Regions from separate parts of the Homo sapiens genome. Here region 2 is linked to region 1. A link is an interaction called in ENCODE POLR2A ChIA-PET data of the cell type or tissue named here. Cell type or tissue: PC-9. All regions are shown on one strand. Each heading gives the region's core, and the rest is flanking DNA. Links, peaks and the distances in the headings are about the cores only.

Region 1 (4,389 bases), core at 156-4,155:
CTCACTGTAACCTCCACCTCCTGGGTTCGCGCGATTCTTGTGCCTCAGCCTCCTCAGTAGCTGGGATTACAGGTGTGCGCCACCATGCCTGGCTAATTTTTGTATTTTTAGTAGAGACGGGGTTTCACCATGTTGACCAGGCTGGTCTTGAACTCCTGACCTCAAGTGATCCATCCACCTCAGCCTCCCAAAGTGCTGGGACTACAGGCTTGAGCCACCACGCCTGGCCCAATTTGTGTTTTTAAAATCATAGGTTTGTGATAAGTTGTTGTTTTGTTTTGTGTTTTTGAGACAAAGTCTCATTCCATTGCTCAGGCTGGAGTGCAGTGGTGTGATCATAGCTCACTGCAGCCTTGACTTCCCGGGCTCAGGCCATCCTCCCACCTCAGCCTCCGGAGTAGCTGGGACTAAGGTGCAGGCCACCACACCCGACTAATTTTTTGTAGGGATGGGATTTCACCACATTGCCCAGGCTGATCTCAAGCTCCTGGTCTCAAGTAATGCACCCACCTCGGCCTCCCAAAGTGCTGAGATTACAGGTGTGAGCCACCTCACCAGCCTGTGATGAGTTGTAACAACAAATAGAAAACTAACATACTGGGCTGGACGTGGTGGCTCACGCCTGTAATCTCAGCACTTTGTGAGGCTGAGGCGGGTGGATTCCCTGAGCTCAGGAGTTCGAGACCAGCCTGGGCAACATGGTGAAACCCTGTCTCTACTAAAAATACAAAAAATTAGCCAGGCGTGGCGGCATGCACCTGTAGTCCCAGCTACTCAGGAGGCTGAGGCAGGAGAATTGCTTGAACCTGGGAGGAGGAGGTTGCAGTGAGCAAGATTGCGCCACTGCACTCCAGCCTGGCGACGGAGCAAGACTCTGTCTCTAAACAGCAACAACAACAAAAAACTAACACACTGGGTCAAAGATTCTACACAGATTGAAGACTTTTGATAATATTACCACTTTGTCTTCAGAAAGGTTGTATCAACTTCTACTCCTGGCAGCTTCTCTGTATCCTTGCTAGCACAAACTACTATAATTTACTTTAAATTTCAAAAGGTATTTCTCTGTTTCAATCTGCATATCTGGAGTTATTGCTAAAGGTAAGTGTCTGATATTTAATGGCCACTTGCGTTTCTTACTTGTGAAATGTCTGTTTATATTCACTACCCATTTTATTTTATTTTATTGAGATGGAGTCTCACTCTGTTACCCAGGCTGGAAGGCAGAAGGGAAATCTCAGCTCACTGAAACCTCTACCTCCCAGGTTCAAGCGACTATTGTGTCTCAGCCTCCTGAGTAGCTGGGATTACAGGCAGACAGGGTTTCGCCGTGTTGGCCAGGCTGGTCTTGAACTCCTGACCTCAAGTGATCCATCTGCCTTGGCCTCCCAAAGTGCTGGGATTACAGGTGTGAGACACCGCACCCGGCCTCACGACTGATTTTCCACTGGAACAGTTCTCTATTTCTTACTGAGTTACATTAGTGTCATTCTTTTTTTTTTTTTTTTTTTTTTTTTTTTGAGACGGAGTCTTGCTCTGTCACCCAGGCTGGAGTGCAGTGGTGCCATCTGGGCTCGCTGCAAGCTCTGCCTCCCTGGTTCACGCCATTCTCCTGCCTCAGCATCCCAAGTAGCTGGGACTACAGGCGCCCGCCACCAAGCCCGGCTAATTTTTTATATGTTTAGTAGAGATGGGGTTTCACTGTGTTAGCCAGGATGGTCTTGATCTCCTGACCTCATGATCCGCCCACCTCGGCCTCCCAAAGTGGTGGGATTACTGGCGTGAGCCACCATGCCCGGCCTAGTGTCATTTTTAAACCATCACAACCTCTGCAAGACACTTGATCGTCAATGACTCAAGGACTAGGCCCGTTTCACAGATGGGGAAACAGAGACCAAGGACAAGATGGAATCCTGCAGCCCTTCTGGTTCAGTTGATCAGCCCCTGCAGCCACAGACCCAAGAGCCTGTTCTGAAGAAGGCAATTGAACAGGGAGGGGACACAGAGGCACACAGGCGAAGTTGTGCTCACTGCTGTGTGTCTGGGGAATCATAAACACCGCAGGCTGATGTGACTCAGACATGACTAGGTGTGACCGTGACAGACCACAGCGTTCTGTAAATATTGTGTCAGGCTGAGATTACAGTGGAGCTCCCTGCTCATCCCAGACCCCAGTCTATCCCCTGGGAAGTGGAGGCTGAGCTCGGGGGGGTAGAATATCTGGCTATCTCTCTTGGCTCGCTGCTCAACATTTCCTAGCCTTGGTTTCCTTCCTGAGGATCTCCTGACTGGGATACCCTGCTGAAGTAAGTGACTGGTGCTCAGCTCTTGGTGAGGGTTGAAATCGTACACCCCTTTGAAAAAGGTTCTGACCTACTTGCAAATTCAAAGATAAAGATGAGCTCCACAATAGCAGGGTCCCACTTAAGGAGCCTTACTGTAAGCCAGGCAATGTATTAATACTAAACCGTATTGTCTCAAAGCCTCCTTACGACTCTCATGCAAGGAAGGGAAACTGAGGCTCAGAGATCTTAAGCTCTGTGTCCCAGTAAGTTTGTCAGCCTCTCAATCATCACGCCAAGTTGTTCCATGAGAATTAAGGGCCAGGAAGTTATCTTTTTTTCCTTGAAGAATTATAGTCTCTCCTTTAAAAAAACAACAAACAAACAAACAAAAAAACAAATAATGAAACCTGGGCAACCTGCTGTATTCCCCTTTTTGCCTTGGCTACCAGGAAACCCAGAGCTAGTGTTATGATGTAATCACAGTAGCTCTATCTGTCCAGGTGGCAAGTCAGTGTATTAGCCCCCCTTTTCTTCTCCTCCCACATGGTTCTTTGTTTTCCTGTTTTTGTTTTAAATCTTTTATAGGTGCTGGCCCCACATTCGACACTCTCCAGCTGCCGGACATTGATTGGGTCACTTCACCTCTCTGGGTTTCAGTTTCCATCCTTGTGAAGCCATAGGTAATAATAGCACCTCCCTGCTAGGGTTCTGAGAATCAAATGAAAAGATCCATGTATAATAAAAAGCCTAGCAGGAGCCCATATGTTGAAAATATTCAGTGAACATCACCTATGGATGGGAAGAAAGGCTTCGAGAAAGCCAACATAGAGAGAGAACCTGTCCTAAGTGGGAAGATCCTGCTGGGTTCAAGGCCGGTCCCACTGTGGGCTTGCGTGTGACTTTAGGCAACTCACTTCCCTCTCTGAGCCTCAGCTTCCTCACTGTAAGCTGTTTGCTGTGCCCTCTTGACGCTGTAGATGAGAGTCCAAAGACTTTGTGTGTCCTTTTCACCATGAAGTCCCCAAAGCCTTACACAGGAGAAACTGCTACAGGAGGCGGGGGCAGCTGGCACATAGCAGGGCTCCCTACACGGCGAGCCCAAGAGTGAGCATCTGGTGGAATGCTGGTGGTCAGGGTCTCCACTGCCCACCTGGCAGGAAATGACCGGCACCAGGGTGGTGGACTGTACTTTGGCCAATCCTGTGGGGGCTGTTAGGTAGGTTGGAATCCTGAGGACCCAGCAGAGCAAGGACAGGCCCAGATCTGGGTGTGGAAACAAATGACAAGCTACTTTTGGGTGCCTACTTGGCGCAGGGCTCCAGGAGAGCAGGGCTGTAGGCCAGGCAACCCCCTTGCCACCCCTCAGGGACTGCAGGCTTCACAGGGAGCCCAATGGGAAACAATCCTGAATGATTCACACCACCATGATTTATTGAGCACCTACTATACACTGAGGCATCCCGGGTGTGCACCGGGCCGTGAACCCCAGTGGGCCTCTTGAGGAGATGCTACGGTCCAGCTGTGGCAGCCTGGTTACTGCAGACTGAACTCGGACAGGCTTGACCACTCTTCCAACAAAGACGTCTTCCAAACTGTGGGCTTTGGGTTTCTGGGACAGACACAGCTCCCAGGATGACCCTTGCTGGAGAACTCCCTTCAGTTACAAATGGGGAAACTGAGGCTCGGAGAAGAAAGGACTAACCGCGAATCTGGGACCCAACTCCCACTACTGCTCTCCAAATTGTCTCCTGGCAAACTTTCCCCACTCTCCCCTGTCGTTCCTTCCCTGGGAGTCGTGGGAAGGATGCCTGAGGCGAGGGGCACAGGCTGAGGCCTGGGGGGCCCTGAGACTTCCCAGAGCCTTCTGGAGCCCTCAGGGCCTGCCTTCCTCCCTCCCCGGGCCCTACATCTTGCTGCGATTCCCCTGCGGTGCGGTGGAGCTGTGTGAGGCTGTCCACTGCACACAGCGTGGGGGGGCATGTGAGGATGGGGAGCACAGTGGCTGACGACCAGGCGGGGCTGAGGATTGGGACCAGGCTCTCAGCTCACGGGCTTAATTGGGGATATAATAGTTATTATTATTTATAACTTACTCTTGAACCCG
Region 2 (4,389 bases), core at 69-4,068, 110 kb before region 1:
AGTCATGGCCCCTCCATGAATCCTCACACTTGAGACAGTTTATAGACCCAGGACCTCTTGAATGAAGAAGAGGCTAGGTCCCCTTGGCGAAGGACTTTGGTATGCTACTAAAAATTTATACTCCCAATCTTTCTCCCAACCTTCCCCTAAAGAGACCTTTACCAGGGTAACTGCGCTGGGAAAGGAAATAATCAGATATCCCAGGGACTACTGGACACTGGCTCTGAACTGATACTGACACCAGGAGACCTCACCTGTCACTGTGGCCCTCTAGTCAAAGCAGGGGCTTATGAAGGTCACGTGACCCACGAGTTTTCACTCAGGTCCTTCTCACAGTGTGTCCAGTGGGTCCTTGAGCCCATCCTGCGGCTATTTTCCCAGCTCCAGGTGCATAATTGGAACAGACATATGAGCAGCTGACAGAATCCCACATTGATTTCCTGATGGTGGGAAAAGTCGAGCAGAAGCCATTAGAACTGCCTCTACCTAGGAAATCAAAAGCAGCACTTTATTCCTGGATGGATTGCAGAGATGAGTGCCACCATTAAGGACTGGAAAGATGCAGGGTTGAAGATTCTCCCCACATCCCCTTTCAACCCTCCTATTTGTCCTGTGCAGAAAACAGATGGATCTTGGAGAATGACAGTGGATTATGATACATTTAACCAGGTGGTAACTCCATTGTAGCTGCTGTACCAGCCCGACCTGATGACATTATTCTGATTGGAACTCGTGAGCAAGAAGTATTGGTAGCAATAAGTAATCTAGGTCGGGCATGGTGGCTCACACCTATAATCCCAGTACTTTGGGAGGCCGAGGCCTGAGGTCAGGAATTTGAGACCAGCCTGGCCAACATGGTGAAACCCTGTCTCTACTAAAAATACAAAAATTAGCAGGGCATGGTGGCTTGTGCCTGTAGTCCCAGCTACTTGGGAGGCTGAGGCAGGAGAATCTCTTGAACCCGGGAGGTGGAGGTTGCAGTGAGCCGAGATCACGCCATTGCACTCCAGCCTGGTGACAGAGCGAGACTCTGTCTCAAAAAAAAAAAAAACCAACAAACAAAAACAAAACAAAACAAATTAGCCGGGCGTGGTGGCGGGCTCCTGTAGTCCCAGCTACTCAGGAGGCTGAGGCAGGAGAATTGCTTGAACCTGGGAGGCGGAGGTTGAAGTGAGCCGAGATTGCATCGCTGCACTCCTGCTTGGATGACAGAGTGAGACTCCTTCCCCAAAAAAAAAAAAAAAAAAGTAATCTAGACTTGTTGGTAAGACATTTGCATGTCAAGGTTAGAAATAAATATGAGTAAAATTCAGAGTTCTTTATCAGCGAAATTTCTGGGAGTCCAGTGGTGTGGGGCCTGTCCAGATGTCTCTTTGAAGGTGAAAGATAAATTGTTGCACTACGCCTCTCCTGCAAGCAAAAAAGAGGCACAATGCCCAGTGTGGAGGCAACATATGCCTTATCTGGGTGTGTTAGTTACTCCAGCCCATTTACCGAGTGACCTAAAAAGCTACTAGTTTTGGGTAAGGTTCAGAACAGGGCCTTAGTGGAGACTGAACACCTAACCGTGGACAACCAAATTACCATGTGACTTGAGCTTCTCATCATGAACTGGGTGCGATTTGACCGCCAAGCCATAAAGTTGGGTGTGCACAGCAGCACCCCATCATCACCTAGAAGTGGTAGATACATGGCCAGGCCAGAGCAGGCCCTGAAGGCAGAAGTAAGTGACATGAAGTGGCCCAAATGCTGAAGGTCCCCACTCCTGCAACCCTGCCTTCTCTCTTCAAGCACCCATGGCTCACAGGGAGTTCCCTGCTATCAGGTGACCGAGGAAGAGGAGACTCAGGCCTGGTTTATGGATGGTTCTGCAGGATATGTGGGCATCCTCTGAAGGTGGCCAACTGCAGCACTACAGCTCCCCTCTGGGACACCCCTGAGGGACAGTGGGGAAGGGTCATCCTCCCAGCGGGCAGAAACTTAAGCAGTGTACCTAGTTGTGCACTTTTCTTTTTTCTTTTTTTGAGACGGAGTTTCACTCTGTTGCCCAGGCTGGAGTGCAGTGGCACGATTTCAGCTCACTGCAACCTCTATCTCCCGGGTTCAAGCGATTCTCCTGCCTCAACCTCCCAAGTAGCTAGGATATGGGTATGAGCCACCATGCCTGGCTAATTTTTTGTATTTTTAGTAGAAATGAGGTTTCACCATGTTGGTCAGGCTGGTCTTGAAGTCTGGACCTCAGGTGATCCACCCACCTCAGCCTCCCAAAGTGCTGGGATTACAGGTGTGAGCCACCGCACACAGCCATCTTTTCTTTATTCTTGCTTTTTTTTTTTCTTTTGTTCTGTCACCCCAGCTGGAGTGCAGTGGCACGATCTCGGCTCACTGCAACCTCAGACTCCCAGGTTCCTGAGCCTCAGCTTCCCAAGTAGCTGGGACTATAGGTGTGTACCATCACACCCGGCTAATTTTTGTATTTTTTGGTAGAGATGGGGTTTCACCATGTTGCCTGGGCAGGTCTTGAACTCCTGATCTCAGATTATCCGCTAGCCTCAGCCTCTCAAAGTGTTGGGATTATAGGCATGAGCCACCGCTCCCAGCCACGCGCTGTGTATGTTCTTAACCAGCGGCCCATATATGGTGCTGTTTCTCTGAAAGCCAAGGTTCATGGGTCTGGAATCAAAAGGTGAAAATGGGAGTGGCACCACTCACTATTACTCTGAGTGGCCTACTGGAAAAATGTGTGCTTCTTATTCTTGTGACTTTATTCTCTGTTGGCCTAAAGATCTTAGTTCCAGAGGGAGGAGTGTTTCCAGCGGGAGACACAACAATTCCTTTGAGCTGGAAGTTAAGATGCCACCCGGCCACTTTGGGCTCCTCATGCCTCTGGGTCAACAGGGAAAGAAGGGAGCTATGGTGTGGGCTGGGGTGACTGATCCAGATCACCAAGGGGACATTGGGCTGCTGCTCCACAATGGAGGTAGGGAAGAGTGTGGAATGCAGGAGACCCGTTAGGCCATGTCTTTTTTTTTTTTTTTTTTTTTTGAGACGAGTGTGGCTCTGTCGCCCAGGCTGGAGTGCAGTGGTGCGATCTCGGCTCACTGCAAGCTCCGCCTCCCGGGTTCACGCCATTCTCCTGCCTCAGCCTCCCGAGTAGCTGGGACTACAGGAGCCCGCCACCACACCCGGCTAATATTTTGTAGTTTTAGTAGGGATAGGGTTTCACCGTGTTAGCCAGGATGGTCTCGATCTCCTGACCTCATGATCCGCCCACCTTGGCCTCCCAAAGTGTTGAGATTACAGGCGTGAGCCACAGCGCCCGGCCTCCTTAGGCCATCTCTTAGTATCACCATGGCCTGTGGAAAATGACAATAACCCAATCTAGATCGGACTATGAATGGCCCAGACCCTTCAGGAATGAAGGTTTGGGTGTCACTCCACCCAGATAAAGAATCACGACTGGCTGGGTGTGGTGGCTCACACCTGTAATCCCAGCAATTTGGGAGGCTGAGGCGGGAGCATCACATGAGGTCAGGAGTTTGAGACCAGCCTGGCCAACATGGAGAGACCCCACCTCTACCAAAAATACAGAAACTGCGTGCCTGTGGTCCCAGCTACTTGGGAGACTGAGGTGGGAGGATCGCTTGAGCCCGGGAGGTCGAGGCTGCATTGAGCCAAAATCGTACCACTGCACTCCAGCCTGGGTGACAAAAAAAAAAAAAAAAAAAAAAAAACATGACCAGCTGAGGTGCTTGCTGAAGGCAAAGGTTGTACAGAACCAGTAGTGGAAGAAGGTGGTTTTAAATACCAGCTATAACCATGTGGTCAGCCACAGAAACAGAGACTGTGATTGTCATCAGTTTTTCCTCTTTATTTTTCTCTGCATGTGTGTCTGTGTGTGTGTGTATATATATATATATATATATATATATCTTTGTTTCTTTTCCTCTCTTACTCTCTTATCATGTAACATAAGATGTATTGATTTTATATCATAGTATTTAAGCTATGGGATATCAAGGAGAAGCGTAAACATCACTCTCCTCTTCTTACCTCCTCTTCCGGGGAAGGGATGAGTGTGTTTCTGGTGTATGCAGGAGAGTTGCATCGTGTTAGGTGGAATTATGACTTTGCTTTGTCTTTACTTGGAGATTAAGTACGGTTTAGGAAATGTCTACAGGGTACCTAGTTGACAAGGGGTGGACTTGTGGTGGTTAGTCTTTTGGGTCAGTTTCATTGGCCAAAGGTGCCCAGATTACACATTGTCTCTGGGTATGTCTGTGAGGCTGTGATTGGCATTTGAATCCACAGACACAATACAGTGCCCTCCCCAGTGGCAGTGGGCATCGTCCAATCTGTTATGGGCTTGAATAAAACAAAAGGCAGGTT

Evidence for each region. Peaks named below come from ENCODE experiments on the same cell type or tissue, not always from the same donor. Only the 100,000 strongest peaks of a DNase experiment are listed, where the experiment ranks them.
Region 2: POLR2A ChIA-PET joins it to region 1 with 8 read pairs; 4 of 35 experiments call an interaction of 5 or more read pairs at or near these places.

Annotation. Positions count from the first base shown.
Region 1 is chr9:129,654,700-129,659,088 of GRCh38, reverse strand. No RefSeq gene overlaps it. Among named protein-coding and RNA genes, the nearest start is that of PRRX2, 8.8 kb to the left of the region's middle. In PC-9, for the core only: no CTCF peak of the experiment used is centred there; a DNase peak (open chromatin) is centred at 2,078.
Region 2 is chr9:129,766,900-129,771,288 of GRCh38, reverse strand. No RefSeq gene overlaps it. Among named protein-coding and RNA genes, the nearest start is that of PTGES, 16 kb to the right of the region's middle. In PC-9, for the core only: no CTCF peak of the experiment used is centred there; no DNase peak of the experiment used is centred there.